2 separate regions of the Homo sapiens genome follow, and region 1 is linked to region 2. Evidence: chromatin loops called from intact Hi-C (ENCODE). Cell type or tissue: mammary epithelial cell. All regions are shown on one strand. Each heading gives the region's core, and the rest is flanking DNA. Links, peaks and the distances in the headings are about the cores only.

Evidence for each region. A loop is a pair of places that touch in the nucleus more often than their neighbours do. Peaks named below come from ENCODE experiments on the same cell type or tissue, not always from the same donor. Only the 100,000 strongest peaks of a DNase experiment are listed, where the experiment ranks them.
Region 1: a loop joins it to region 2, with 2.5 times the contacts of the local background. A loop is called at or near these places in 3 of 110 quality-filtered maps.

The regions. Positions count from the first base shown.
Region 1 is chr1:65,256,165-65,272,440 of GRCh38, reverse strand. It overlaps a transcript of DNAJC6 not described here. Among named protein-coding and RNA genes, the nearest start is that of DNAJC6-AS1, 45 kb to the left of the region's middle. In mammary epithelial cell, for the core only: a CTCF peak has its summit at 6,680; a DNase peak (open chromatin) is centred at 7,760; H3K4me3 peaks cover 885 bases.
Region 2 is chr1:65,334,910-65,351,185 of GRCh38, reverse strand. The region is part of intron 1 of DNAJC6 (DnaJ heat shock protein family (Hsp40) member C6); the gene reads right to left. Among named protein-coding and RNA genes, the nearest start is that of DNAJC6, 34 kb to the right of the region's middle. In mammary epithelial cell, for the core only: no CTCF peak of the experiment used is centred there; a DNase peak (open chromatin) is centred at 7,695; H3K27ac peaks cover 1,158 bases.

The DNA.
Region 1 (16,276 bases), core at 3,130-11,129, 77 kb after region 2:
ATATTAGCAAGTCAAATACAGCAATATATAAAAAGATATCACAACGAAGTTGTTTGTTCCAAAAGTGCAAAGTTGGTTTAACATTCAAGAATCACTGAAATTCACCATATTAACAGAATAAAATAATCATATGATGCACATAATACAGAAAAATATTTGTTACAACTCAGAACTGATTCATGATAAAAACTTAGCACAGTAGGAATAGAAGGTAACTTCCTTAATCTAATTTTTAAGTGTCCATATAAATCCCACATCAAATGTTGTACTTAATGGTGAAAATGTGATAGCTTTTCCCCTAAGATCAGTAACAAGATAAGAATACTCACCATCACTGCTTCTATTCAACATTATAAGAGAGATCCTAGCTAGTGCAATGAGACAAAGGGGAAAAAGTATAAGGATCAGAAAGAAGAAAAAGCTGTCATTATTTACAGAAAAATAAACGGTCTACATAGTAAGGCCCCTAAAATCTAAAAACTATTGAAATTAATAAGTGAATTTAGCAAGGTCACTGAAATAAGGTCAACATATAAAATCAATTCTATTTCTTTCTTTTTTTTTTTTTTTGAGATGGAGTCTCGCTCTGTTGCCCAGGCTGGAGTGTACAGTGGTGTGATCTTGGCTCACTGCAATCTCCACCTCCTAGTTCAAGCAATCCTCCCACCACAGCCTCCCGAGTAGCTAGGATTACAGGCACACACCACCACACCCGGCTAATTTTTTTTGTACTTTTAGTAGAGACAGGGTTTCACCATGTTGGCCAGGCTGGTCTCCAACTCCTGACCTCTGGTGTTCCACCTGCCTCCACCTCCGAAAGTGCTAGGATTACAGTCATAAGCCACCGCACCCGGCCTAATCAATTCTATTTCTACATCCCAGGAATAAACAATTAGAAAATGAAATTCTAAAGTGCCACAGAGAGTCAAATATCATATGATCTCACTTGTGTGTGGAATCTAAAAAAGCCAAACTTACAGAATTAGAGAATCAAAAGGTGGTTACTAGAGGCTGGGAGGTGGGGGCATGGGCAGGGAAAGGGGCAATGCTGATCAATAGGCACAAAGTTACAGTTAGAAGAATAAGTTTTGCTGTCCTATTGCACAGCACTGTGACTGGGGTTAATAATAATGTGTTGTATATTTCAAAATTACTAAAAGAGGATTTTAAATGTTCTCATCACAAAGAAATGATAAATATTTGAGGTGATAAATATGCTAATCGGCCTGATTTGATCATTCCAAAATGTAGTAGATTTCTATCAAAACATCACATTGTACCCCATAAATATATACAGTTATCGTCAAGTCAAAAATAAAAATGAAAAAATAATAATGTTTTTTAAGTTAATAAAAAAAAATAAAAAACAAGGTCAAAACCTGAGACTGGAGGGGCCCTCAACAGTTATGCTAGGAAGATTGTCCTGCTGAGAGAATATAAATAAAATGTTTTAAAAAAATTTTGCCAGGCCAAGTGGCTCACACCTGTAATCCCAGCACTTTGGGAGGCCAAAGGTGGCGGATCACTTGAGGTCAGGAGTTGGTGACCAGCCTGGCCAACATGGTGAAACCCTGACTCTACTAAAAATACAAAAATTAGCTGGGTGTGGTGGTGTGCACCTGTAATTCCAGCTACTAGGGAGGCTGAGGCAGGAGAATTGCTTAAACCTGGAAGGTGGACGTTGCAGCGAGCCAAGATCGCACCACTGAACTCCTGCCTGAGTGACAGAGCAAGACTCCATCTCAAAAATAATAATAGTAAAACAAAAAATAAAAATGTAAGTGGCAGTAACAATAGCATAAAAATAATCAACGACCAGTAACATCACTTTTAGAGATTTATAACCCTTATAACCCAGTATATCTGCCCTTTAAAGAGGGTAATTTATACTCAGCTCAATCTCATTGTTGCAGACTGCTCTAATCTTTATTAAAGAAGCCATAAATACCTTATTGAACCTATAGTCTCCAAAAGTTTTAATGTTGGTTCAAATTATTTTAAAACATTCAGGGGTAAAAATCAAGTCATTTTTAAACTCTGAGTAACATATAAAAATATTTTGTATTTTCTTGTTTAGTATCTCAAAATGAAATTTAAAGATGAAATAACCTAACACAAAATTAAACTATGCATATGTATATATATATACATATACGTTTCAACTGTAATGTAAAAGAGAAGTGAAATAAGTTATTTACAATAAAGCAACATGTATTTCAATATGCAAATGCTCAGACGACTATATTAGAAAACATAATTAAGTAGGTAGCTACTTGCACTTGTATATAGATTTTATGATTCAGGTGTGTTGTACTGGTGTCTAAAACACAAGTGGCATTGCTTTGGGTAAGTGATTTCCTGAACAAAATTCAGTATAATCTTCCTTAGATTTACACAGCATTTTTAATCCTGGAAGTTTCAGTGTACAGTGAAACCAATTTATGTTCTAAGCCCAGAAAAGTATAGAAGGTTTTACTACATCTTCAGCAAAACATTTGAAAATTGCACAGGACATGAGCTAATTCATCATTGAATGGAACAGCCCAGAACACCGGAGGGCACTATCATTTCTAGTTTCTGCCAATGGCAGCGCCCCTCAATCATATGACCATCAAATAACATACCTGCAGATTTCCAGTGTGTAGCCCAAAAAGCAATACCAGACCCATTGATTACCACTGGCATAGACCAGTCTCTAATCCCAGCTTAACCACATGCTACCCCTGAAGCTTTGAGAAGTCACTCAGTCATTTACAGATCACCCCAGCTAAAGTATCATTTCACCAACTCACCCAGTCACATGCAGCAGTGACAAAAATCCTTGAAAGAATTTGAGTTTTCTCTAAAAGTATCAAAGTAGTCAAGATGTTTAAGAAAAATCACAACTTTTTAAAAATTTTTTTACACTTATTTTGAATTACAGATTGGAGGATGAACACCACACTATTTTTTAATATTTAGAGCCTAAAAGTCTGAATCTGACCCTGCTCAAACCCAATTAGATTTTGTAATAACTTCCAGTGAAAAGTTATCTCAGGAACCATTGGCATAGACAACTTTTTTTTTTTTTTTTGAGACAGGGTCTCACTCTGTCACCCAAGCTGGAGTGCAGTCTTGCTATCTCGGCTCACTGAAACCTCCGCCTCCCAGGTTCAAGCGATTCTCTTGTCTCAGCCTCCCCAGTAGCTGGGATTACAGGTGCATGCCACCATGCCCGGCTCATTTCTGTATTTTTAGTAGAGAGGGGGTTTCACCATGTTGGCCAGGCTGGTCTTGAATTCCTGACCTCAAGTGATCTGCCACCTCAGCCTCCCAAAGTGTTGGGATCACAGGTTGAGCCACCACGCCCAGTCATGACAACTTTTAAATCCTACTATTAAAATGTTATGTGTAACTTTGTTTGCTAAACAAATGCCATGTTTGCCATTTTAAAATAAAATCTAGAAAAATAACAGAAAAATTGGAATGAGAACTATTTTCTTTGACCTCTTATAGACCAAAAAAAAATTCACCCAAATTTTCAGTCTTCATTCTTATTATTTTGTGCCTCTAAGACCTTGCTGCATAACATACTCAAAGAACTTAGTAAAAAGAAAATTTGGAGCTGAATTTGAAGAGTTAAAATATCTGTTTTCCAAATAAAAACAACCTAAAAAATTAGTCAAAAGCCATCATTTTCTAAGGTTCACATCTCCCTTTTTATATAGGTAAGTTAATTCTAAAAATGTTGACAATTTTATTAAAAACTGTAATTTTACAGAGTACAGGGCTACTTATTTTCAAGTACTTGCCTACCATGTGAATGGTTTTGGAGATAAAAAAAGACCTGATTTTGAATCATGGCTCTGCCATTAACTAGCTATGTATCCCTGTACAAAATTCTTAATCTATTTCTTCAGAATAAAATACCACCTACCTTGCAGTGTTGTGACAATATGTAAAGCACCTCCCAGAGAGCTTTTCACATAACAGTTGTTAATTAAATAGGAGCTATGGTTCTTATTGTTATAATTAGCTGTCATGTTTGCCAATATCTACTTATTAACTCACTCAACTATTTTCTTTTTAGTTGCCTTATACTTAATTTCTTTTTCCTGGCTTGCAAAACATTTTGAGATATGCTAGATCAATGTTACACAATGTCTTTTGTATTTAAAAACCTCACTGAATTGTCCCTAAGATGAACTAAAAAGATGGAAAAGGCAGGCAGGCAGTTCTTAAGGCACAAGTCAACATTTACTGAACCACTCATGTGATGGTAGCTTACAAAAATTCACTTTCTGAACCTGCAACATCCTGGTGATTTCTTTGCCCCATCAACCTCTTATAATTTTACCTGATTCTCTTTTTCAGTCTTTACAAAAAGAATTGACTTCCAAACAATTCATAATATTTTAATAGTTTTGTTGTGGTCCTTTTCAACACAGAGACTCTAATTTTTAGTGTTTTTATGTCTCATATTCAGGACACCAACTGGTAATTTGGGACCCAGGAATGGCTCTCACGGTCTGGTTGCTATGGTCACACCTACACACACACACACACACACACACACCACCTCACACCATACACTTATCTGGTCTCTGTCAACACATACCCATCTCCCAGCAGCCCTAAAGGGATACTTTGCTCTCAAAGAACTAGGCTTGGAAAAGGCCTGGGGGACCTTAGAAATACAGTAATTCATAACCTATTTGGAGTCTTAGAATCCTTTAAAAATCTGAGGAAAACTATTGACTCTCTCTTTCTCTCTCTCTCTGTCTGTATATATATGCATATAAAGCTGCATTTCACAGACTCCTTGAAAACCATTACTGAGCTATGATTTATTTCAGTGTTCCTCAAACTTCTTTGACTGAAACTCACAGGAAAAAAAAAAACCGATGTGATGTCAGAATACGGCTTATACCCACATGCATAAAGATAAATATCTATAACAGAAGTTTCAGGAAACAGTAGTTACCTCTGCTATGTGCAATGATTTCTGACAGTTTCTGTTCTATTTCATCGATCTAAAATGTTGCCTAAGACTCACTAAGTTGCTTTCTCACCACTCACAATCTGAAAAACAGGAATCTAGTCTAATAGCTCTCCATTTTAGCGATAAAGAAACTGAGACCCAAAGAAATAGAGTCCTGTCCTAGGTCACAAATGAGTTATAACTGAACAAGCCAGAGCCTACCAATCTTGACTCCCAACCCAAGGCTCTTCCCAGTACAAAGTAAAACAAAAATTCTAAATACCGGCCAGGCACGGTGGCTCATACCTGTAACTCCAGCACTTTGGGAGGCCGAGGCGGGTGGATCACCTGAGGTCAGGAGTTCGAGACCAGCCTGGCCAAGATGGTGAAACCCCATCTCTACTAAAAATACAAAAATTAACCGGGCGTGGTGGCATGGGCCTGTAATCCCAGCTACTCGGGAGGCTGAGGCAGGAGAATCGCTTGAACCTGGGAGGCAGAGGTTGCAGTGGGCCGAGATCGCACCATTGCACTCCAACCTGGGCGACAGGGCGTGACTCCATCTCAAAAAAAAAAAAAAAAATTCTAAATACCAACTCTCCTTAGAAAAAGGCTGGGGATCTGAGCTTAAAACACACTGATACACTGAGAAACCAGGAGTGTTTCCATTTCAAACAATGTTGAATATTAACCTTAACCTGGGCCTCCAATTCAAGCAGCTTTAATTTTTTTTCTAAATCATGTCCATGGCCTAGCATGACTTGGCAAATAAGCAATTTTTTTTTTCTCTCCAGAAACCCTTTCTCCAACCACTGAAAACAACACAGGAAAATCCAACATTCTTCCTAGAGTTAATTTTAAAATACTTTGATTTCACACACAGGTAATACCTACTCTTAAGATGCTGGCTTAGAAACAGGAGTGAACAGGTCCTCTTCCCCCTTACCAGGCACATGCATAGCTGTTTTCTTCCCCACTAAGGCTGCTTCATTAAAATTTAAACGTCAAAACCACATAGATCAATACGTGGCTGTGAATGATCCAGAGCCTATGAGATGTTAATACAAACACCACCAGCTACCTGGCCCTTTTGAAAGCCTCAATTATGGAAAGTGGGATTGTTTAAGAGCCTTCATTACAGTTTCGTAGATTAAAATACCATTCTCTCCATTGGCATTAGATTGTGAGTGGGGTTTTTTTTTCCTTCTTTTTCTAATGTTGAATATGTATATATCATTGCCCACCACGAGGTGGGAATCCTATAACAAGCCAGAGACGGTGGCTGACTCCCGAGGACTGGAGAAGGCCAAGCCCCGCGGCGCTGCGCGCAGAGAGCTTTGGGGCCTGCGTTGTTGCACGTCTCACCCAAAGAACTTAGCTCCGGCGTGGGGAGGGTCGCTGCGCGAAACCTGCCCAACGGGCTGCGTGCCAGCCCCCACCTGCGCACCCAAGCCCCCGAGCCCAAGGGGCAAGCGCCGGGGCCTCCTTAAAACACAGCGCACTCGAAGCGCAGACTGCTGCGCAGCGGCTCGCACGGAAAGCGGGTGAAAAGAAAGGGGGGCCGGCGAACCCTAAAATTAGCGTTCCGGAAGCAGGGGCCCGGCACCGCCGCGCGGAGACGGCGTCCTCCGCCCGGACGGGCACGCGACTCCGCTGCGCCCTTCCTGGGCACGCGGGCCAGGAGCACGACCAGCGCAATAGGAAGGAAGGGCTCCCCCTGGAAACGGGATCGGGGAACACGTGTAGCCTCCGGAGACCTAGGGGTCCATCGCTCCTCCCCCAACTGCGGCAGAATATTTAAGGAGCCTCCGAATTTAAAACCCCAGAATCCTCCAGAATGCTTGTTGTTGAACTTAAAATTTGGTTGGCTCATTTTTCGGTTAGCCCTTTCCTTTTTTGAGTTTTTATTTAAATTCGTTTCTCTCTTCCCCCATCCCTCTAACAGAATTAGAGTGTTGGGAGGTGAGGGGGAGGTAAGGTGTGGAGGCTGATGGAGTGGGGGTAGTTTACATCCCAGCATTTCTTTGCAAGATAAACAGTTCTGAAGGTCAGCGACGGCTCCCCATGGAGCGCTTCTAAAAAGATTAATGTTCATTAAAGGATTCTCCGTCAGCGTTTGCCTTCAGAACCCAAACTGTTTTAAGTCCCAATTATTTCAGATATTCCAATTCTCATAATGCATTGAAAACCTGTATATTCATTATTAACTATTGTGAACACCCCCAAAATAAAATTATCAAAAATCTGGGAGCTAGTCTAAGGAAATCTATGAAAGCTGTGTTACTCAGCCAAGATTAAGAATGCAAAAATAGGGTTATATTTAGGACTATAAAAATGGAAAGCTGAATGACACAATATTTGGAAACTAGAAGCTAGTCATTTTTTAAAGTCATCATGTTTATTATATAACTAGAATGTTAATATAGGTATGGTAATTTTAAACTAGCCATTAATACAAACTAAATATGTCTGTGGAGTGACATCGCATCCCTAGCATCTTTTAGCCTTTAGCCCTCTCTTAGCCATCTTTCTGCAGTCCGCCCCTTACCTTTATTTTCAGAATCTTTCATTCTCTGCTTCCTCCCTCTGCTGCAAATGAGCAGGAAAGTCCGGCTGATTCTGCAACCCTGACTTTTGATTTGTCATTCACAGTCAGCGGTCTCGGGGGCGAAGTCTCTCAACGGAGGAGCACTCGGGCTATGATAATTGCATGCAAGTCGGTGTGCGGGGTTATAATTTTGCTTATGCTGGAGCGGAAAGGATGGGGATGAAGGCAGACGTAAACACAAATTCCAAAACATGGCATGGAACCGGATCTGGAGCCGAGGCTTGCCTTTCCTTCCCTCAGGATAGGGAACCAACTGTTTAGCGCCTCCTCATCTCTGAATTGAAAGGGGAATGTCTGTGCCATGCACCAGGTTTATTTTCAGATGGTAAGTCAGCTTTGGAGGAGGATTCAGAGCCCTGTACTTTCATTCATTCATTCAACATTTATTTTACCTCTCTGTGGACCAGGCTGTATGCTAAGTACTGGGGATACAACAGTGCACAGGACCAGCCCTCGGTCCTCACGCTGCTCACAGGCTGTTACAGTACAGAGGCATACAGGGCAATATAATGGGCTGTGTCTGCTGCATGGACACAGGTTATTGAACCCATTTCACCCAGGCCTAAGTTGATACTCAAGGAGGCTTTAGTGACTGGTTGTAAGCCATTGAGTGGCAGACTAGGAATATGTATGAGGATGCCAAACCATAACACCCCTCTGTTGGGGAGCAAGGAGGATTCAAGTAAATCTTTCAGTCATTCAATTCAAACTTACTTTGAATCATTCCACAGCTCAGATTCATTCATTAATTCAATCATTTATTCAACACGTGGTTATTTGTGCCAGGCACTATTCCACCTCTTAGGGTTTCAGGTCCCTGCCTTCTTGGTTATTGCACTCTGGTGGGAGGATTCAGACAGGTAATATAGACATATAATAAATGGCAATAAATGCTGTGAAGAAAAATGAAACATGGTAATGAGGTAACAGGGGTGCCATTTTAGGTAGGGTTGCCAAGGGAGGTGCCATTTAATTTGTTTTATGGATAATAGGTAAGAGTCATCACAGTCTCTTCCAAACAGCTTCACTCAGAAATTGTTTTTTAAGTTCTGAACCCTCCCAGTCTCCTCTGCTTCATGCATACTCACTGATGGATGGTGTTTATTCCCCATGATACAGATTAGCAAACTGGTATCCAGAAAGACTAACTGACTCAAATACATAACCTAACTAAATTGGAAGAAGAGCAACAGAAAGGAATACATCTTCCTGTTACTCATCCTCAGAAATTACTGAGTTAAATGCAATATTGATATTAAAAATTTCCTGGACTAGGCATTAAAAGGGTTGAAGACCTGTCTCTACTGTCTCTACCTTTTATTAGCTGCGTAGTGTAGGGCAAATGACAGAACCTCTCTGGCATCAGTTTTCTCATCTGTAAAGTGGGAATAATCATAGCTGTCCTATATATGTACTGGGCTGTTCATATCATCAAAAGGGAGAACAGAATTTTGTAAACAAAACACTAAATAAATGCAGGGTATAATTACCAACTGCTTGGGCACATTTAAGAGGACTAATTGTCAGTGTTCACCTGTTCATTACTTCAACCCAAGAGTCAAACATAGCTATAATGTGAGAGCTTTCATGGCTACTAAGGACTTCTTGTTGCCACAGCTGGAAGATTCCTTGAAAGTTTTGGGAAACTTTAAGTATTTGTTTTTGGTTCCCATCTTTCCTTGGCAGTGGATAATATCTTTCTGCTGTCTTTGACAGCTTAAGACCAATAAGGAAAATCTGCCTTCATTACAACTCCTTACTGGCCACCAAATGCGACATTGGCTAAACCACATCAGAGAAACCGGCATCTTTATCTCCAAGGACCAAGTCCAGGATAGCCAAAATGTGCCCAAGAGGAGCACTTTGGGGGGCTGAGAAGGTGAGGGAGTAGGTGGTGAGAAGCCATCATTCATGCACTCTTTTATTCAATAATATTCATGGTGCCAGGCACTGCTATGAACACTAGGAATGACACGGTGCTGAACAAAACATTCTCTGTCCTCAGGAGCCTGTGGCCTCAGGTCAAGAGGCTTCCACTAGATATGCCAATTTACCAAAGTAGGCAAAGAAATGCCAAAGCGTGGATTTGAATAGTAGGGCAAGAGCTCTAAAGCAGAAGAGGACTGGGAGAGGTGGCTGACGCCTGTAATCCCAGCACTTTAGGAGGCCAAGGTGGTAGGATCGCTTGAGGCCAGGAGTTCAAAACCAGCCTGGTCAACATAGTGAGACCCTGTCTCTATGAAAATTTTTTTTTTTAGTTAGCTGGGCATGGTGGCATGAGCCTGTGGTCCAGCTACTTGGGAGGCTGAGATGGGAGGATGCTTGAGTCTGGTAGGTCAAGGCTGCAGTGAGCCATGGGCAATAGAGCAAGAAAGACCCTGGGTGACAGACCAAGACCCTGCCTCAAAAAATAAATAAAGAGAATGGATTCAAACATGGGCCCTGCCATGTACCAGCCCCTGGAATATAAGCTGAGACAAGTTGCTGCGCCTCTCTTAAGTTTCCATTTCCTGATCTGCAGGATGGAGGTAATAATGGTACCCACCTTCCACAGCTTGGTGAGGCTCAAACAAGTTAATAGGTTTAAGGTTCATAACACAAAGCCTGACACATCAAGTAAGGGCTCCATAAATGCTGTAAGATGAGTAGTATTACCTTGTAACTGGGTCAAGTTTATTCCCCTAAGCTTCAGTTTCCTCATAAAATACAGAAATTAATAACTAGTTTGTAGGATTATTGTGAGAATTACATATGAAGAAGAATATGAAGTCTTTGGCATAAAGGAATAGCCAATCACCAACCACCCTCACTCCGGCCCTTTTTAAAATTTTTTTATTTTTAATTTTTGTGGGTACATAGTAGGTGTATATATTTATGAGGTATATGAGAAATGTTGATACAGGCATGCAATGTATAATAATCACATCATGGAATATGGAGTATCCATCCCCTCAAGCATTTATCCTTTGTGTTACAAACAATCCAATTATACTCTTTCAGTTATTTTAACATGTACAATTAAATTATTATTGACTCTAGTCACCTTGTTGTGCTATCAAGTACTAGGTCTTATTCATTCTTTCTAACTATTCCAGGCCCTTTTTAATCAAGAAGGCTCCCTAGACCAAAATTTTAAAAAGACCAATGCTAGGAGTAGAAAAGAAGTGGGAGAAGGGAAGGAAAACACCCATTTATATTGCAAAAGGAATAATGTTTTCAAAAGTGTAGTCATTTCTAGGGGTATCTGCATTGTACCAAACATTATATTTTGAAAAGTTTCAAACATATCAAAAAGTTGAAAGAATTGTACAGTGGGCCCCATATCCAAGTATATTTGGGTATATTTGCTTCATCACATGTGTCTGTTTCTCTATCCAACTTTAATTGATCTTTTTTCTCCTAAAGTTGAAAGAGGTTTGAAGGCCTCATCAAATAAAAAGAGGCTTTATTTTCCCTCCTGACACCATATTTCCAGAAGCACAGGCCTCCTGATTCTGCGGCCGTTCCAAGCAGAGCTGGGTGAACTCTCAGAAGTCTTGTCCTGTCACACAGTAAATCTCAAGGCCACATCCAGTTAAGGACAAGGATGGATTCTAGAGCTTTCCACAACAAGGCAATGTCTCTGTCAGACCCCAAGCTTCAGATAAACTGGTACTGAGGATGATTAGGAACAGCCGCTAATGGAAAAGATGCTCTATCTCAAAAACTGGGTTTAGGAAAAGCTTCAGGCAGGCTCCACTGGCCACTAAGTCCCTTGACAACCCTGCACATCCTTGTCTTGTTAGATGCCACTCTGAGTCACTAAACCAGTGACTCATGCTCAGCAAGCAAGGCCATCTTGAGAGCTAAACTGAAGGGAATTTTCAAGAACAACGAGTGAAACCCTGAATTGAAAGGGAATAAGGCTTTTTATTGTCTGAGCAAAAAAACAAAAATGAAAGGAAAAAAACACTGCTGTCATACTGTGGATTAAACTTTCCCAGCTGCAAATTTTACTCTGAGGAAAAACTGGGCACCAAAAAAAAAAGCTTTTACACTCCCTTGGAACTTTTGAGGCATTTTAATTCTTGATTAGTTGATAGGTAAGCAGAGACCCAGAATATATATTCCAAATTAGGCAGATGAAATGATCTTTCAATAACTTGTCTAGAGCTTCTGCTAGCTTAGTCATTCATTCCCAAAGAGTGGCTTCACCTGCAACACCACATTTGGTCTTTCTGCATCCAGCCAAGCCTCTGTCTGGCTTGCTCAGAGCACCCAAATGGCCAGAAAAGAGGTGAGAAGGAAAAAGAAAATGTGCTTACTGCGGGGAGGGGATAGATGTTTAGGATTAGGGCTAGCCACAGAAGAGGGCAGCATGGCTTATATGGAGTACCTACTATATGCCAGGCTATTTTCTTATCATCATCATCATCATCCATTTTTTGAGAACTTATTACTTGGCAAGCATTGTCTTTAATGCAAGGACTCACAGCAGACCTCCCGGGTTTGAATCCCAACTTACTAGTTGTATAACTTTGGAAATGTTACTTAACCTCTCTCTGCTTCAGTTTTTCTTATGTGTAAAATGAAAGCTGTAAAACAGGTTTATTGTAAGAATAAAATAAAATCACATACTCTTTAAGACAGTGGCTGGCACATAGTGTGACAAAAGCAATGCACACATTAACTCTTGCCATTTGTTTTGTCAGATGAGAAAAATGAGGCAGAGAGGCAAGGAGACTTGCCAAAGGAGACACACAGCTAAACACAGCAGAGTCCAGAATCGTCATGTCATTTATTTCTCACACAGTCCTGTAAAGGAAATGGGAAGGAAGGAGAGTGGCTTCACCTGCTACACCACACTCGGTCTTCCTTTTAGTGGTGAGAGGTTGGAAACCCAAGACGGTCTAGTAATTTACATGTCACAAGTTGGCAAGTAGGAGAGTTGAGATTTAAACCCACATTTGCTGGCTGTAAAACCCTTGCTCATCCTACTAAGTCAGTGGTTCTCAACCTTTAGCATGTGTCAGAATTACTGCAGAGTTTATTAAAACACATTTCCAGGTTCCAGCCTCCTATCCCTCCCCATCCTCCCACCCCTCAGTTTGTGATCTGGTAGCTCTGAGATGGGGGCCTAGAATTTGCATTTCTAACAAGGTCCTGAGTGATGCTGATGCTGCTGCTCTCATGCTGCTGGTCTGGAGACCAACCTTGGAGAAGCACAGCTCTCTACAATCATGCACCTGTATGCAGAACAGGTGGTAGGAGAAGGGCCAGAGCCACAGACCCAAAGATTGTGGGTCAGTGAGGTTTTCCCACTCTGACAAAGTGTTGGTTACTTCCCAGAGCCTGGCTAACAAACCTTGTATTTACACAGCCCTTTCATTTTTATGGTCTCATTTGATCTCTCTAATATCCTTAGGAATAGGCTGGGTAGGGATCATTACATCCATTCAATGTGGCTTATTTTTAGGGACATATGGCTAGACAATGGCAGTGAGAGAATAAACCACTGATCGACGTGACAGAAATTCTGTCCTCTTTCTTCTCCAAGTAAATTGTTCTGCAAAATACTATCTACTGATGGAAACTGACTCTAGTTCCAACCTGTGTCTTCCCAGAGAATACCACAGCTCAGGAAAGGGCTCCTCAACCACCACAGGGTTTAGAGGAGGGAATTTCTGGTGGCAGGAACTCAAGGCCAGTTATCTACCATAATTCAAGGGCTAGAGAAGTCTACTGCTCATAAAATGCTTTTGTCATTTGCTCCCTTTTCTGTAACCTACGGACTTTGATATTTGAGTAAAATATGGTTCTCTGGAATGGACGGAAGCATTTGGAGGGTTAATTTCAACTCAGCACAGCTTGTTCATATTCCCATTTAGAACTACTGGCATGATTAAGTACATTTTTAAAAGTTGTTTAGACCTCTAAACCAACAAATAATTCATATCCAGAATATTTAAAGAGTTCCTAAAATGGATAGAAAAAAAAAAAACCCAAGTTAAAGAAATGAGAAAGACATCAATAGGCCTTTCACAAAGGTTCACACAAGAATGGCCAATATTCATGTGAAAAGATACTCAGCTTCATTATTCATCAAGAAAATTCAATATAAAACAACATGGAATATCATTTCATACCCATCAAATTAGCAAGCATTTAAAAGTCTGACCATATTCAGTAAGGAATCGGGGAGCTTACACACTGTTGGCAGAAACTGAATTAGCACAAATGTACAAAGGTCAACTTGGCAATATCTCTCAAAATCAAAACTATATATATATATATACACTTTGATGCAGTAATTGTCCTTCTAGATATTTATGCTATATTTTTAGTGACAAATGTTCACAGTGTAAATTTCAGAGTCATTCTCTTTGGAAATATATATAAATGAAAGGAATCTTTCATTCCAGACATATTTATTGAATGTCTGCTATGTTCAGGACACAGTGTTAGCATGAAAAGATGACAGGAGTCCCTAGAAGCTATGTTCCTTCTCCCCTGCAGCCTCCTGATGAAAAAGAAGAAGGTGGTAGAAAGATGGATGCTGCTGCAGAAGACCTTCTGGTTGACCCAGAAGGGTTAACTTCCTCAAAGAAGCCTCCAGCTGTGGTTGCTTCCCAGAGCACACTGAACTTTTAAACATATTTTGAGTGTGATCATATGGTTGAAATCTAGACTAAGCATTAATCTAGACTAATAGTAGTCTGGACTCTTATGAAAATCTAGACTATTATTATTCTATACTAACAATAGTATACTAATAGTAGTCCAGATTTTCAGCCATATTAATATTATGGTTTGCTAATAATTTCTAGACTTTTCTAGGTTTTCTAGACTATTTTCTAAGAATAGTCTAGATTTTCAACCATATTAGGTTTTGTTTTATTAATATTAATACATACAATAGTAAACCTAATATTAATTTAAAAATAACCAGCCCTTTGTGAACCTCTATGTACCAGAAATGCATTTAATCATCACAGTTACATGACATAGGAATTGTCATCCTCATTTTTCAGATAATATATAACTCCATTTTTGAAAGACTAAGGATGCTGTCTGATATCACACAGTTTATTAATGTGCCATTTATTAGTGGCAGATTTAAATCATAGCCTGTGTGATGTCAAAGTGTATGATTCTAGATGCCCAAAGTGATGTTAACATCATCATAAGAAATTCAGGTTAACTTTAAAAAATCAAATAAAATTGAGATATAGATTTATTGCATAATATTTATTCGTTTTACTTCCCTCTTCCATGAGTATAGCTATTGAAACATGTTTTTTCATGTGTGGAGGGAGATGTGGCAGAAAGCATGTTGTATAGGTAGGCAGGCCTGAGTCTGACACTCACCAGTCACATGACCTCCAGCATATCACTTAGTGCCGCTTGTTTCACCTTCCCTTATATATAAAATGGGGGAAATACATAACATCTGCCCTCTCTCCTTCCAGGAGTATTGTCAAGATCTAAACAAAATCCTGTAGTTGAACTATTCTATAAGATGTCAAGTATCATGTAACATTAGATATTATAATGGCTTTATCCCCAGGGCTTATGGGGGAAGGGGAAGATAGATAGTAGAGGAATGTAGTGAGCAGCCAAGATCCTATCTAAGAAAAGAGAGGTGTGGGATGGCAATGAGCCCTGGGAAGCTGTGAGTAAACGCTAGGTCAGGAACGCAGAAGCGGAGATGGTTGTATAGGCACTAAAGATCTGGTTTTAAAAATTATAAAACTAATGCAGGAACAGAAAACCAAACACCAGTTGTTCTCACTTATAAGTGGGAGCTGAACAATGAGAACACAAGGACACAGGGAGGGAACCAACACACAATGGGGCCCGTGGTGGTGAGGGCAGGGGAGGGAGGGCATCAGGAAAAATAGCTAATGCATGCTGGGCTTAATACCTAAGTGATGGGCTGATAGGTGCAGCAAACCACCAAGGCACACCTTTACCTATGTAACAAACCTGAACATCCTACATGTGTATCCCGGAACTTTAAAGATTTTAAAAATTAAAATAAAAATTATAAAACTAGAACACTTATTCTAATCCAAGTTACTACAGTGGCAATATTCATCTATTCCTCTTTTGTAAGCATTCACACAACATCTGGAATAACACTATGCATGTAATTATCACTCAAGGAATACTTGTTGCAATCATCGATCTCATTCAAGCTCATGATAAAAAGTGGTCAGCCTTCGGCCCTATTAAGTTTCAGCAATAGTTCTTTTTGTTTGTTTGTCTGAGACAGAATCTCACTCTGTGGCCCAGGCTGGAGTGCAGTGGTGCAATCTCAGCTCACTGCAGCCTCTGCCTCTTGGGTTCAAGCGATTCTCCTGCCTCAGCCTCCCAGGTAGCTGGAACTACAGGTGTATGCCACCACGCCCAGCTAATTTTTGTATTTTTAGTAGAGACGGGGTTTCACCACCTTGGCCAGGCTGGGCTCGAACTCCTGACCTTAAGTGATCCGTCCGCCTGGCCTCCCAAAGTGCTGGGATTACAGGGGTGAGCCACTGCGCCCGGCCTCAGCAATAGTTCTTGATGACAGTATGGAAAGAATTTTGTTGGTGCACTGACTTTTAAAAAGTAGGAACACATACTTAAAAGCCGGCAAGATGACAATGACAAGCTGCAGAGTCTCCCTAACAACCACCAATAGAAAAGCTTGTTTCCAATGCAATAAATAAATATTTGAAAGATAATTA
Region 2 (16,276 bases), core at 4,646-12,645:
CTGGAAGCACTTTCCTATTACCATAAAATGATCTAGAGCCCAAGTAGAATAGTGGTCCCCTGAGCTGTGAAGGCAGGGATCAAAATACAAAAACTACTAAGAAGCAGGAATATGTGGGACAATATAAAAGAAAATAGGGAGAGGCACAGTGTGGACATAGGGATTAGGGGTGCTGGAGGGATAGGAGGGAAAAGACTGCATGGAAATTCACCCTGAGTCCTTAGCTGAGGTCTGGGCTGTAAATATAGAGAGTAAGACTTCACAAGGCCCAGCAGAGACTGCCTGATGCAGGGTTGAGAACTAAACCAGCACTATATACCAGAGGTTATAAATGCTGGCATATGTTGGAGCTCTAGCATAGCCAAAATGGAAAGCTCTTGCTGAGCATCTCAGGCATTTAGCTGGATATTCAGTGTTTCTGTATCAGAAAGGCCACATCACACTAGGAATAAGGACTACACCTTGGAATAAAGGCTGCATTCCTAGGACTAAGTTGAAAACCACAATAGACCCATTTTAACAAAGAATAAAATCAAGCCTAATGACCAGAAGGATATGTCGGTAATTTAACTGTCTTCCAGAATAAAATTTAACATGTTTTCAAAGAAAATGGTAATCCAGACTTCCAACAAAGTATCATCACAATGTTTATCATACAATAAAACTACAGATATAAAGGAGCAGTAAAAATTGAACAATAAAAGAGCAGTAAATAGAAATAGAACCTGAAATGCTTCAGATATTAGAATTAGTAGACAAGAACTTTAAGCTTATTAATATGTTCAAAGGCTTAAACAAAGAGGTAGTCTAATGAGCTACCAGCAAAGAATATTTTTAAAAAGAAGAAGAAAATAGCAGAATTAAAAAGTATAATATCTGAAATGAAAATTTTGCTAAATGATCTTAACAGGAGATTCGAAACTGCAAAAGAAAATGTTATGAACTTGAAGGCAGGTCGACAGAAATTAAAAACAGAGTCTCAGTGACCTGTGAGACAACATCATGCAAGCAGTTTACCATCATGTAAGCAGAGTCTAAGAAGGGACGCAGGAAGAAAATGGAGCAGAAAAACTATTTTATTTCCAATATTTGGTGGAAAAAAATTCAACTCAAAATGCAAATGTCTCAACCTCGGCACTTAGCACTATTGAATTGTAAATTGGATAATTCTTTGTTGTGGGGGCCTGTCGTGGACATTGTAGAACTTTTGGCAGCATCCCTAGCCTCTATTAACTAATTTCAAGTAATATCCTCTCCTATCTGAACTCTAAGCAAAGACAACCAAAAATACCTCCAAACATTGCCAAACGTTTCCTAGAGAACCAACATTGTCCCTGGTTAAAAACTATTGCTGCAGATCCAAGTAACTCAGCAAACCCAAAACAGGATAAATATACAAAGAATCACCTTAGACACATCAGAATAAGACTGCCAATGAGAAAAAGAAAAAGAAAATCTTAGTAGCTGATAGAGAAAAAGATACATTACATATAGCGGAACAAAAATGTCAATAATGGCTAACATTCATCAGAAACAATGGAGGTCAAAAAATAATGAAATGAATTTTTTTAGAGTGCTGATAGAAAAAAATGATCAACCAAGAACTTTATAGACAGCAAAAAATCCTTTCAAAACAAAATTTTATATTAAAAACACAAGAAAATGTGTTGCTAATTGACCTGCATTATAAGAAATGCTAAAAGGAGTTCTTCAGCCTTAAGGGCAATGTTACCAGATGAAAACTCAGATCTGTAGGAAAGGATGAAGTGTACCAGAAATGGTAAATGTCTGGGTGAATATAAAAGATTATGGTTTTCTTCTCTTAATGCATCTGAAAGATCACTGTTGCAAGCAAAAATAACAACATTGTATTGTGGTGTTATTACACAGATGAAAAATATATGACAAAATAGCACAAAAGATGGGTGGAAGGTAAGTGAAATTTTACTGCTATAACATTCTCTTATTTTATTTTATGTATACAGTGATAAGTGAAGAATAAATATTGCAATCTCTGGAGAAACCACATACCAAATATATATATTTACATATATATTTATATATATATATTTACATATTTATTTATATATATATTTACATATATATTTTTATATATGTATTTACATATATATTTTTATATATGCATTTACATATATTTATATGTATTCACATATACTTATATATATTTACATATATATTTATATATTTACATATATATTTATATATATTTATATATATACACACATGCACACACACAAATATACGTACCACATATATATAGCCAAAAAGCCAGAAGAATTAAAATTTCATATTAAAATATATGCTTAATCCTAACAAAGCTGAAAAGAATAGAGAAACTAAAAACAGAAGCAATAGTTAGAAACAAATAACGAGAGTAGACTTAATCCCAATTATATTAATAATTATAATAAATCTAAATAGGCCAGATACTATCACTAAAAGACAGAGATTATCAGACTGCATAAAAAAAACACAAATTATATGCTGTCTACAAGAGATGTACTTTAATTACAAAGTTACAGATAGGTTAATAGCAAAGGATGAGAAAATATTAATCATACAGTAAGCAAAAGAAAGCAGGTAGGCCTATATTAACATGATACAAATTAATTTCAAGACAATATTACAGAGTTAAGGAATAATGTTTCATAATAATAAAGGGTCAATTATTCCATATCATTCTAAATGTATGCACAGCTTCTAAGTATATGAAGCAAAAATGAACAGAAAAGTAGACATAAAGGGACAAACCCACAATCACAAATGCAGACTTTTTAAGAACAAGTAGACAAAACATTGGTATGGGAAGAAAACATTTGAACAACAATACTACATTGCCCTAATTGACATTTATAGAATACTGCAACCAACAACTGAAGAATATACCCTCTTATCAAGTGTTTACATATGCTGGGGCATAAAATAATTATCGACAAATTTCAAAAGGTTAAAAAATGCGTATTTCTGGGTGTCAATTAAGATTCATTGAAGTGCTTTAAGGCATAATGATGAAATTAAGGCTCAAGTCACTTAGCTTGCTAGTAGCTGGCAGGGCAAGGAAACAAATATTGCTCTAACTGCAAATGGTGTGTCCCTTTTGCCATATGCTTGAATAGAGCCTAGACTGGGGAAGATAAGCCAAACATACGAATCACCAGAAAATGCCATCCTTAGTCCAATAAGGCTGTCTGCATTGCCATTGGTCATTCTCTGTTCAAACTCTGCTGTACTATGCTAAAAACTAGGAGCTCAATTACTTGAGAAAAATCATGTTAAAAACTTCTTACAAAACCATATATCAGAGAGCTCAAGGGAGGGAGTCAACCAATATATGCAACAAGGAATCCTGAGATTTTGGAACTGGAAGTACGACTGGTCAAGAAAATCTTCATTTTTGTGTGTGTGTGTATGTGTGCACGTGTGTGTGTGTGCACATGCATGTGTGTGTGATTGCAGTGTTGAGGGGAGGGGAGACAACGGGGAAAAGAGGTAAAAAGCAGAGACATGAATTCCAGTTTCTAATTTATGAAAAAAGGTTTCATTCAGATATAAATATAAACATTACCTATATTTTGTTATATTTTATACATTAAAATACGTTGCATTACACAATAATATCATATATATCTATAATATAGAAGACATAAAGAATGTGGAAAATTTGGGCACACTTAAGGACATACATAAAGAGCATCAGAAAGAAACCAAATGGCTGGGTGAGGAGGATGGAATTGAGGCTGATGAAGTAAAAAAAAAAAAGAAAATCTACAATAAAACCAGACGGGGCCTTGTGCCGTATAAAGACTGCAAAGCAGTATGATTAACTCACTTCTCTACCCCTGAGGTCTACTGAAACCAAAGAAGATGAAATTAAGATAGAGAAGAAAATAAACAAGGGTACCACTGTTAACATTTTGGAGACTATATATCCTTACATTCTTAGTTCTGTTTTTGTGTATACGTACATATACACATTTTGTGTTGTGTGTCCACATACATAGAAATAAAGATGATACTGTGTATAGATTTGGACCTGCCATATTTCCACTTAGCAATGAAATGTAGTCTTCTGAGTCATTAGTATTTTTTCTCTCATATCTCTCACAGTGCTGCATTATAATTATTAGTTGATTTTCTACTGTTTAGACACACCAAGAAGTATTATAAAGTTGCATATAAAGTAGATAAGCATTCTGAGGAGCTTATTTCCAGCCTGTGTATGTCTGTGTGTGTGTGGCAGGCAGGGGTGGTGGAGCGGGGGTGGTGTTGAAGGTTGTTGGAAAGAGGATGGCTTATGGCAGAGGTGATGCCTGAATTGCAGTTTGGATGGAAATGGGCTGAAGGGCATTTTAGTCCATTATTTAGTACAAAATAATGTTGGAGAGCAAGCAAAGGTTAAGAGAACATCATGTCAAGGACAGACATAAAAGTGAAAGGATCATAACTGAGCTCTGATTATAAGCATACTAGGGAACATGCTAGGCTTACCCAGCACTGAAAGATGAGTATTACAGTCTCCCCTAAGCAGATGAGGAAGGGTGGGGCAGGGGTCTCTGAAAAAGAAAGTAATTTTCCTAAGGCACCAACTATAATACATACTGGAACCAGGATATAATGTTGTTTCCTCAGGGAACTTGAGGGTGTGTTAGAGAGGGATGGAAGATGAGACTGGGAAGGTGAGTGCTCCTCAGACCTCAGAAGGTCAAGCTAAAAAGTAAGAACTTTTACCAAATTCTCTTACTCTCTCACACTGAGATATGGAATGACAAAAAAAAAATGGATTATCAGCAAATTTCCAACAAGCTGTTCGCAGAGCAGATTAATATTGCCTGAGACAAGTGGATTTCCCCAGGGATAGCACACTCTTTAGGGCATATTTCAAAAGCAAGTATTCCATCCCAAGCCAGCCGAAGAAAATTTCAAGGAAGTCCTTCAGCATCTAAATTATCAGAAAATTGTATTAGTAGGCACTTCCAATAGGTAGTCTCTAGTAAGCCATGCCAGGCATAAAAATGTTCAATGAGGCTAAGCAAACCCAGTGAGGACACTTCTAAATGCTAACTACACAGGGAGGCAGATACAGTCTGAAGGTGAATCCTAGGAGAAAACCCAAAAAACCCACAGCAAGCATTTGGAGGAAAATCTGCTACCTAAGTACAAAGAGAACCTGCTACTCCTCTGTTTCACTGGTCTCTAGGGCAAAGAAAGCTACCGCTAGCTGTGGGGTCAGCTTCTGGTGTGGACTTGGCTTATGGAGACCTTCTCATAAACATCTGGCCACTACCCTCCCTTGTGGAAAAACCAAACACTGAGCAAAAGTAAAGTCAATGGGAGGGGTTGGCTTCTGTGCTTGGTTGGCCAGACATGGTAGCCAACCTGGATCTGCACTCTACATACAGAAGACATGGGCTAAATCCCAAAGGCCAAAAGTACACCCTTACCTGGTGGGTAGTAGGAGGTTGGTTCCTACCCTCTCTTCAGACTCCTTCCACTCAAAAATTGACTCTCCACGTGTTACTTTTCCCAAAAATTCTCGACTCAATAATAACCACTCCTGGAGAACCAGGAAAAGAGAAAAAGCATTTATTTAGTACTAGCGTGTTGTGATTAAAAGAACCTAGGATTTGCAAACAAGCATACCTGGATTCACAACACTGACTCTCCTTCCTTGCTATCTGTGTAACAGCAGGCAAACTAGTAAATCTCTCTAAGCCTCAGTTTTCTCAACTGTAAAATGGAGGTAGATAATATCCTCCTCCCATGTATACGATGATTAAATGAGATAATGATGGATGAGTATTTGTCACCTAGAAGGCAATCATAAACAATATTTGCCTATGCATGCCTACCTTCTTATTTCTATATGGGAAAGTGGAGGAGATCCTAATGGGCAAAATACACACACACACACACACACACACACACACACACACACGAAAGGGAGAGAAGCACAAAAATGGTCTGCAGCTAGGAACTGCCACAACCTTCCATCAGTTCAGTGGAAAGGCCACTTACTTGCTGTATAACCTTATACAGAGAGAAGGCCTATGATACCTTCCTCATAGAATCATCACAGATATTAAATCCATCATCTGTAAAAGCCCACTCACTGTCTGTTACATTTACAACTTAGTAAATGGCAACTTGAGGTGGAGGTGGATGTGGTAGCATTGAATTAACAACAACATAACTCACAAGGGCTCACCAACTGGGACTCGGAAATATTTTCTTTGGAGATTGGATGGGGATTTGAAATGTATACAGATCAGGCATCTGGGAAACAGTCCTTAGATGGAAATCCTCATATGTAGCCCCATCCTGCTTGAGGTAGGCTTACCAAGCAAAGGTATGTGGTCCCTCCCTGGATCCCATGTTAACTAGCTGTTCTGCCTGCCTTTCTGGCTTAATTATGCTCCAATAATCCTGACAAGATTGGCTGGATTTCGCTGTAAATCATGACAGTGGAAATCCTAAAATAAAAGTAAGATTAATGCTATGACCTCAATCTTGGCATGAGGGCTCATTAATTGCAAATCATGGAGTTAATTGAATTCTAGGCATAGCACTGCTAGCTGGATTAAATTTCCTGAGACCTATTTCTTTAACGACATGAAGATAACTGAAATGCATCAATGACAACTAAGCCAAATATTGGGGGTTGCTAAGGAGACAGATAATTATTTCCCTGGCACACTAGCTGCCCAACCATCAAAAGAGTCGGATGTCATGCTTTGGAGGACTGTCCCTATTATTACAGCCACCCTCCCTGTCTTCTTCATGCTCAAGGGTGTGATGCAACCTCTCTGAACCTCAGTTTTGCAATAATACTTGTTAAGAATGAAATACACACATGTGCATGTATCTACAAGAAGTGCTCAATAAAAAGTAGGCATTATCATCATCCTATCTTTGACTCTTTGCCATCATTCATTATTGTAAGGACCCCTGGAGGGAGGAAAGAGCTGTGTGACTTTCCTTCTGCAGGCTGCACCCTGGTGGGCTGCAGAAATGGCACCACAAATGGCATAGAAAAATCACTGTACACCCAGGGCCTCCCTAAGTTCAAGGCAGCTTCTGTTTCTACTTAGCATCTGGCCAATGCAGGTGCTAGTACAGTAGTCCCCTCTTTTCCATAGAGGATACAGTCCAAGACCTGCAGTCGATGTCTGAAACCACAGATAATACCAAACCCAACTGCCATCAATTGGAACACGTTTCTGTTCATGTCTTCCACTCACAAACTGAAGCCTTTTCCATCTTAATACAGCACTTACACACTGTGGCCATAACATTTGCCGTCTGAGATGTAATGGCACAACTAGCGTGAATTCCCTTTTTCCTTCTTCACAATTTCACAGATAAAAGATTCACTCTTACCATAGATCTATACAACCTCGGAATATTTTTTTTTCCTTTTTTTTTATTAAGTCAGGAACTTTTGCCTTTTCACTTAAAGGGAGCACCCTGCAGCTTTTCTCTGGCATATCCAAGTTGCTGGCATCACTACTCTTGTGATTTGGGGCCATTATGAAGTAAAATAAGGGTCACTTGAACACAAGCACTGCAATAACCAAGATAGTCAATCTCATCACTTACACAACTACTAAGTGACTAATATGCAGTAACATAACACTGGACAAAGGGATGATGCATATCCCAGGCAGGACCAAGCAAGACGGTGCAAGATTTCATCACACTACTCAGAATGGCACACAATTTAAAACGTAATGGATTATTTCTGGAATTTTCATAACACTTTCAGACTGCAGTTGGCAGCAGATAACTGAAACCTTGGAAAGTGAAACCACAGGTAAGGTAGTCTACTGTTTATCTCTTCTCTTTCCTGCAGTCTGGTCTGTGTGGTTCCATCTGCTCTTCGGACAAAAAAATTATATGCATAAATCCTCATCCAACACTGACAGATGAGTATTGCGTCTCCACTACACAGGAGGAAGGAGGAAGACTCTGAAATGGAGAGGAATGTGTATCAGGCAGTGGCAATGGTACATACTAGAGCCAAGATATTATGGTGTTTCCTCACAGAACTGGGTGGTATATTAGAGAGGGGTGAGAGGTGAGACCGCAAAGGTGAATGATGCTCAGATCTCAAAAGGCTTGAAAGTCAAACTAACCTTCAAATGAGTAGATAAAGAAATTTAGAATCACTGGGAAGGGTGAGGGGATGCTTTTGTTGAAAGCTGCAACGCAAAATTGAGAATGCACAAGAAGAGCTTAGCGAGAAGAGAGTGCTTAATTTCTATCTGTATCAAGTATTCAGCATGACACTTACCAGGGTAAGCCATCTAAAAAAGGACACTTAATTGAACTGAATTGAATCCATCAAGAAACCAACCGTTTCTATTCACTTTTAAACCAATTTCAATTGCATTGAAGTGCAGCAAGATGATAACAGCAATAGCCATCACTTATTAAGCACCCTTTGATCCCTGGGAACTAGACTACAAGCTTTATGTCCATTATCTTACTTAATCTTCACAATTATGTTGCCAGGTAAGTTTGATTATCCCCTTTTTACAGAGGAGCAAAGTGAGAACTTGTCTTAGACCATTTGGGCTGCTGTAACAAGGTACTATAAATTGAGTGGCTTATTAAGAACAGAAATGTATTCCTCACAGTTCTGGAGACGAGAAAGTCCAAGATCAAGGTGCCTGCAGATTTGGTACCTAGTGAGGGCCCACTTCTTTATTCGTAGAAGGCCATCTTCTCCCTGTATCCTCCCATGGTGAAAGAGACAAGCAAGTTCTCTGGGGCCCTCTTTTATAAAGGCACTAATCTCGTTCACGATGGCTCTGCCATCACAACCTAATCACCTCCCAAAGGCCCTACCTCCAAATATTACCACATTAAGGATTAGGTTTCAGCATACGAATCTGGGAAAGGAGGGGACACAAATATTCAGCCCACAGCAGGACCCAACACAAAAATTTAGGTCATACAGCCAGGCTCTTCCCTAGGTCTGTCTCACTCCAAAGCCTGTGTTCCACTGACAACATTTTGCTGCCTCCTATTATATTTGTTAAAAGCTTAAAACATAAAAGGAAACAGTCAAACCCAAAAGCACTGCTGGAGAACAAAAAAGGCAGACCTTGGCCTGATGTCTGCTCTGCATTAATCTAAGGATATTTGCAAGAACAGATACCCAGGAGTGGAAAACTGCTATGCATTCATTGCATAGCAATGAAATTAATGAAAACTAGTTTCTAAGGCTTGAACAGGCAGGAGTGGAAAACTACAATCCAGCTATGATCGCGGTCCCTCATACGGACTTGGTCCCACAAAGGGATGATGACAGTGGCTCAAGATGCTCTTTCCTAATTCAGCCTCTTCTTGCTGCCCAGTCCCACCCACCCCACAGGCACACACAGCCTTTAGGGTCAATAGCTGCTGTCTTTGACTCTCATGTTCAAAAGCCACATGCACCAGCATTCCAGGGGTAGTGGCAGCAGAGCACAGAAGGTGGAGAAAGAGCATGAGCCCGAAGAACCAAACTGTAAATATGCTTTCCATCTTCCCCCAAAGAACCACTCTACAGACTTGGAAACCTGCCCATTGTCAAGTCCCTTTGTGGTGTGAAAGCATATCAGTGCTGACAAACCCAGGGTCACAGCCTTTTTTCTTTGAGAAGACTATGGACAAAAGAGCTGATAAGTCATTAGCAGCATCTGTTCTCCTCTGCTGCCTTTTTAGATCCCAGGTAACACAATCAGAGCTCACAGGTGCTGAAATTTCAAAGACAGGCACTAATAACCATAAAAAGGGTCTCCAAAAAATGCAGGTGACAGGCAAGCAGGTGGCTTTCCATCATGAACAATGTGTCCTCTGCAAAATCCACAGAATGGTAAGAATAGGTGGACAGATACATTGCAAGGGTTTGGTTTCCAAAGAAGGAACTAGGGCCACGGCTAGCTTATAGATTGGAAGAAGGCAATGCAGCCCTTTGGTGTCTGGTATCGGTCTTCACATCTTCACCAGGCTCCCGCTGTGTGCTAGGTTCATGCAAGATGCTTCACACACACTGTTTCATTTCACCCTGAAAAGGACCTTGCTAAACAGGCTATCAGTCCCAGTTAGTAGGTGCAGAAATGAGGCTCAGAGAGGTTGCATAACCCGCCCAAGCTAAGGGGTCTGGCAAACAGTGGTGCAAGAGGTTCCCAAGGTTAAATGTCAGCCTAGGTACCAGGCTACGCATCAGAATAGCCTGGGGTGCCTGTTTTAAAAAATGCAAATTTTCAGATTTCTTTCAAATCAGAATCTCTGAGAGTGGAGCCTAAAGTCTACATCTTTCAACACCCCTCAGTAGCTTCTGATAAATAGAAAGTGTAATAACACAGCCACAGCCCTATGCCACACTGTGTGACAGAGGACAGACAGCCCTAAATGAAGGTCAGGCAGAGTCGGGGAGAGAGGCAGAGAAGCTACCATTCTTTGGACACTTTTTTTCTGCCAAATGCTTCATATAGATTATCACACTTAATCATTACAACAACCTGCTGTGGTGGATATTATCATGCCCATTTTATTGAGGAGGAAATTGAGGTTTCCAGTGAAGTTAAATGACTGGATAAAAGTCACACCTCTAAGAAACACTGGGGTCAGAACACAAACCAGATCTGTGTGGCTCTAAATCTCATGCCCTTTCACTATCACATTCTTCCTTACCTCTTTTTGACAGAGTAGAGGTCTCAGTGCAATCGCCAATAGCACATAGATGGCTATAGCTATGGAAGGGCCCAAAGAAGACCTTGCCCAATATGAATCAGGCAGCAGAAATGGCTACATCCTGAGGGAGGCCAGCTCTTCCTCCAGCAGCTACCATTGCTGTTCTGATAAGAGCAGGAGCCTGGACTCACCAAATACAATGTGGCCAGCACAACAGTGGAGCCATCATCCCTCGTCTCTCAGCACTCTTGCATATTGAGAGTCCACTCCCTCCCAGGCAAGGGTCCAGGCATTTGGGAATCTGCATGATCTGACCCATAAGGTTAACCAACAGAGTTCAAGTTCCAAATACCAGTGTGCCCTTAAACATATGGCTTTCCTTCTCTGGACAAAGTCTCTTTCTATAAAATGTGGAGGTGGAATTTGCTGCTCTCCAAGGTCCCATGAACTCTGGGTGACCCCATGACTCATAGAGTCTATATAATGTGAGTATTAAATTGTGATTTGTGCAACTTATTAATGCTACAAGGCAAGGACTGTTAGGAGTATCACCAAACTGGACAAGGAGTCGAAGTATTTGGCTGCCACTAATGGTGACATTGGTGGAACAGAAACATTCAAATCTCCACCATGGCTTCTGTTTTTTATTTTTGCCCCAGAAGCCCAGGGGTGAGGGACTATTATCTAACAAGTTGGCCACCTGCAAGTGCCTTCTTTCCTCTTTCCCTGCATTTGGCACTAATCTCAAGTGACTGCCTGTTGACTGACCACTCCCCAGTTGCCCTTCTTGAAATCTTTAAGCATATGCACATTGCCTGCAAACTCCTAGAAGGCAAGATGGGGTGAGTCAAAGAAGACTCCATACACAGTGCCAAGCACAGGGCTTTGTATGTAGTGGTAGTAGTAGTATTCTAATATTCCGCTACTAAAAATAACAATTGTACCTAAAATCAGCTAAGATTTGAGTCCCTACTATGTATGAGGCATTATTCTAAATGCTTTACAGCCCTATAATGTACACGCCATTACTATCTTGCATTCGTAGATGTAGAAATAGACATAGAGGCTCACTTTCTTGCAGAGGTCACACAATTAATAGGCTAATTGTGGACAGTCTCACATGCCACTGCTGAATGAGAACACAGAGTTGGAGCTGTGTGGCCTTGGCATCAGACAAGATTCGGGTTCGTACTCCAGCAATTTATTAGCTGTTTCTTTAGATAAGCAGCTTAAACCTTTCAGTGCCTGTTCCTTCATCTGTGAAATAGGACAACAACATCCACCTCATTTTTTTTTTCTTAAGAACCCAACATTACACCTGGCCTATTTATTTACTCAGGTATCTATTGAGCTTCTACTGTGTGAAAGGTTCTGTGATAGGTGGTGGGAAAACAGAATAAGAAAGCATAATGTCTGACATCAAGCTGCTCACAGTCTACTGACAGCCAAACACAAATGAAAACAGTATATAAGACCATATGGGAAGGATAATGTGACGCAGAGGGCATCAATGGAGCACAGAGGAGAGCACCTGAGAGCAAAGAAAGCTGGAGTTTGCAAAGATGAATGAGGCTAACCAGGCCACATGGAAAGAAGGGCACTCGGGGCCAGGTGGTTCAATTCTATCAGTCAATCATGTCATACCTGGGCATTAGCTTCAACTCTATTCTCATACCTCACATCCAATCTTTCAGAAAATAGTGTCTGTACTACCTCCAAATTTTATCCGAAATTTAAGATATGTATAGAGCTCCCACTTATCCAAGAGAGAGTGGATAGATACACACACATATTTACAAAGTGAAAAGATAAACCCAAAACTTGAAAGAGAGTTACCTGTGAGGGAGGGAACAGGGTAGAGGGGGCAGGGACAGAAGCTGTTTCTTTGAATACAACCTGCTTTAAAGATTTGAATTTGAAACTATGTAAATATTCTATATAATTACAAACATAAATTTTAAAGCAACCCCTCAAAAGTGATAGCAAAATGAGCCAAACCAACCCAGCTTAGTATGAAATTGATGATATAACCACACAGAGAGAAACTACCTCAAGTAACTTTAAGATACAAAGTAACTGTCTTAAAGCAAAATATATACAACCAGTACCCCCACCACCACCAAAAGAAAAACAAAAAACAAAACTACCTTAACCTGTTTTGGTGATAGTGTTGGTATTGTGATTCTGTGGCTGTGTATTGTGGCACAAAGCAAATAAGTAATTACACTGGTGCAACTGAGAACCAGAATTTTGGCATGGGAGAAAGAAATATAATTGTGAATCCATAATGTATTTTACCTTTTAAAAAATTTGCTCCTAGCTCTGTCCACTGAGAAGGCCTAGACACAAAAACCAGCTCAGGAGCAGTGAGCACCCCTCACACCAGAGGTCTTTATGCACCATTTCCCTCTAAAAGGAACTAGAGCCCTTTGAAAAAGTGGCTGATTCTAAGATTGGGGCAGAAAACATACAAGATGAGCCTGGAACATCTGGTGATACCAGAAAGCAAGGAAAGCATCAAAGACTACTTGAGTGTGTTAGAAGCATTCAGGAGCTAGCTTCAGAGGCTCCCATGACCAAAGATGGTCCATTTAGTCATTAGTAAGAATACTGATGTCCCTCTATATACTCGAGAGATTGGATCCAGGGCCCTTCAAGGATACCAAAATCCAAGGATGCTCAAGTCCTTATATAAAATCGTGTAGTATTTGCATATAACCTACACACATCCTCCCATATACTTTAAATCATCTCTAGATTATGTATAATACCTATTACATTGCAATGTAAATGCTAGACAAATCATTGTTTTATTCTGTACTTTTTTGTTGTTGTTGTCTTGGTGTTTTTCCAAATATTTTTGATTCAGGGTTGGTTGAATCCACAGATGTGGAATCCCCAGAGGGCCAACTGTAATAACTGCAGTGGACTGAAACATGAATGTGTGTTTAAAAATATGAGTTCATAATAATAAAATGAAGAGAAAAAGAGAAAGAGAGAAGCTTCATAAGTCACCCTCAGAGAAGGATAGGGGACCTACTTTTTATTTTTGAAAACTGGTAAATAAAGGGTAAGAATCAAGCCTTTTTCCTTTGTTTGCTATATGAACTTTACTCCAGGATAACCAAATATCTGATGAGGAAGAGTTTTTCCTCATAGAAATAGTCCAGCAAACAAAAAAAAAAAGTAAGAATTACATTTGCAGCCCCTAATAAAACAATGGCACTAGACAGTGATGACAAAAAACAGAAACAACCACACATTGTATATCCCCGATGGAAATACAAAACACGACCTACGAGATAGTCTTGCAAAAAGCTAATCTGAATGTAAGTCTGATCAAGCCTTTAATCTACCGGGAACACAGAGGACAAAGGAACAGGTTAAGTGACACCACAGGGATGCAGTCAGCAAAATCTAGACTTGGGGAAAATCTACAGTACAAATGGCCTGGTTTTTTTTCCCAACAACAACAACAACAACAAAAATTACACAGGAACAAAAGAGACATAGAGAAGAAACTTTAAAACCAAGCAACTTCAATGCATAAACATTATTTGGATCCTGGTTCAAACAAACTATAAAAAGGCAAAAATAAGATTCCCACTTAAAAGAATCAGGAAAATCTGAACAGGCTGGATATTTGAGGATAGTAAGGACTATTAAGATTCTGGATGAGATGAGAATGTTGTGACAGTGTTTTTTAAAAGGAGCCCTTTATTGACTGATTGACTGATTGAGCAGGTTCTCACTCCAAGCCTCAGTCTCCCCTGTAACTAGGACTACAAGTTCATGCTATCATGCCCAGCTAGGCCCTTACATGTTAGAGGCATATTCAAATATTTAATGACATTATGGCTGGGATCTACTTCACAATAATCCAGAGGGGCAAGAACAGCTTTAGAAAAAATGAAATTGCTCATTAGTGGATAATTGTCGAAGCTGAGTAATGGGGACATGGGTTTCTGGTTTCTACCTGTGTTTCCCCTTTTTACTTTTTTGTATATTTGAATTTAGAAAACTATATATATTTAGGTACTACATATATCATGTACAATGTTGACATGGTTTGGCTGTGTCCCCACCCAAATCTCATCTTGAACTGTGGTTCCGATAATCCCCATGTGTTGTGGGAGGGACCCAGTGGGAGGTAACTGAATCATGGGGGCAGTTACCCCCATGCTCCTGTTCTCGTGATAGTGGTGAGTTCTCACAAGATATAATAGTTTCATAGGGGACTTTTCCTCCTTTTGCTTGGCACTTCTCCTTGCTGCTGCTGCATGAAGAAGGATATGTTTGCTTCCCCTTCTGCCATGATTGTAAGTTTCCTGCAGCCTCCCTAGCCATGCTGAACTGTGAGTCAATTAAACCTCTTTCCTTTAATAAATTACCCAGCCTTGGATATGTCTTTATTAGTAGCATGAGAACAGACTAATACAAATGTATATAATATTTTTATATTACCACATACAAAGAGGTATAATCAACCTTTTCTCACTGCCTATAGTGCCACCAACCTGGTCTAAGCCAATCACTTCTCATCTGAATTATTGCAATATCTTCTTCACTGCTGTCTCTGCCTCCACCCTTGCCTCCCTAAGGTGTGGTTCATAAAGAGAAACAAAGGTGTTCTTTTAAGAAATAAGGCAAATGTTACTCTTCTGCTGAAAATTTTCCAATCATTTCCCATCTCACTTAGAATAAAAATCAAAGCTCGCGCAATGGCCTACAAGGCTCTATAGGAACAGGCCTCTGTACCCCTCTTGCCTTATCTCCTACCTTTCTCCCTGCGTCTTTGCTGCAGCCACACTACTCGTCTATTCAACATGTACTTCCCTCAGGGCCTTTGCACTTACAATTCCACTATTCCCCCAGTGAGCCACGCGGCTTCCCTCCTCACTTCCTATAGGTTTCTCCTTAAATGTTTCTTTTTCAGAGATGCTTTCCTGATCACCCTATATGAACTCTCCTTAGTCTACTCTTTTTTCTTCACGGCTCTTTTTATCTTGAGGGTTTTTATTTTTTCTGTCTCTATCTACTACAAAAGAAGCTCCATAAAAGGACAGACATAGGCTGGGCCTGGTGGCTCATGCCTGTAATCGCAGCACTTTGGGAGGTCAAGGCAGGCGGATCACAAAGTCAGGAGATCAAGACCATCATGGCTAACGTGGTGAAACCCCGTCTTACTAAAAATACAAAAAAAAAAAAATTAGCTGGGCGTGGGTGGTGTGCGCCTGTAGTCCCAGCTACTCGGAAGGCTGAGGCAGGAGAATATCTTGAACCCGCGAGGTGGAGGTTGCAGTGAGCCAAGATCGTGCCACTGCACTCCAGCCTGGCGACAGAGTGAGACTCTGTTTAAAGAAAAAAAAAAAAAAAGACAGACATAGTTGATTTGATCACTGTTATTTGTACCAGAGTATCTGGCTCAATACATATTGTTAATTCTGACCTTAGATTCTGAACTATAAATTGGTCAGCAATACTGCACAGGGTGTTTACCAAAGGGTGGTAGGATAGGCAACAAGCACATTATGGAATGCTTGCATGCCCCTTTAAGACTTGAATTTTATCTTGT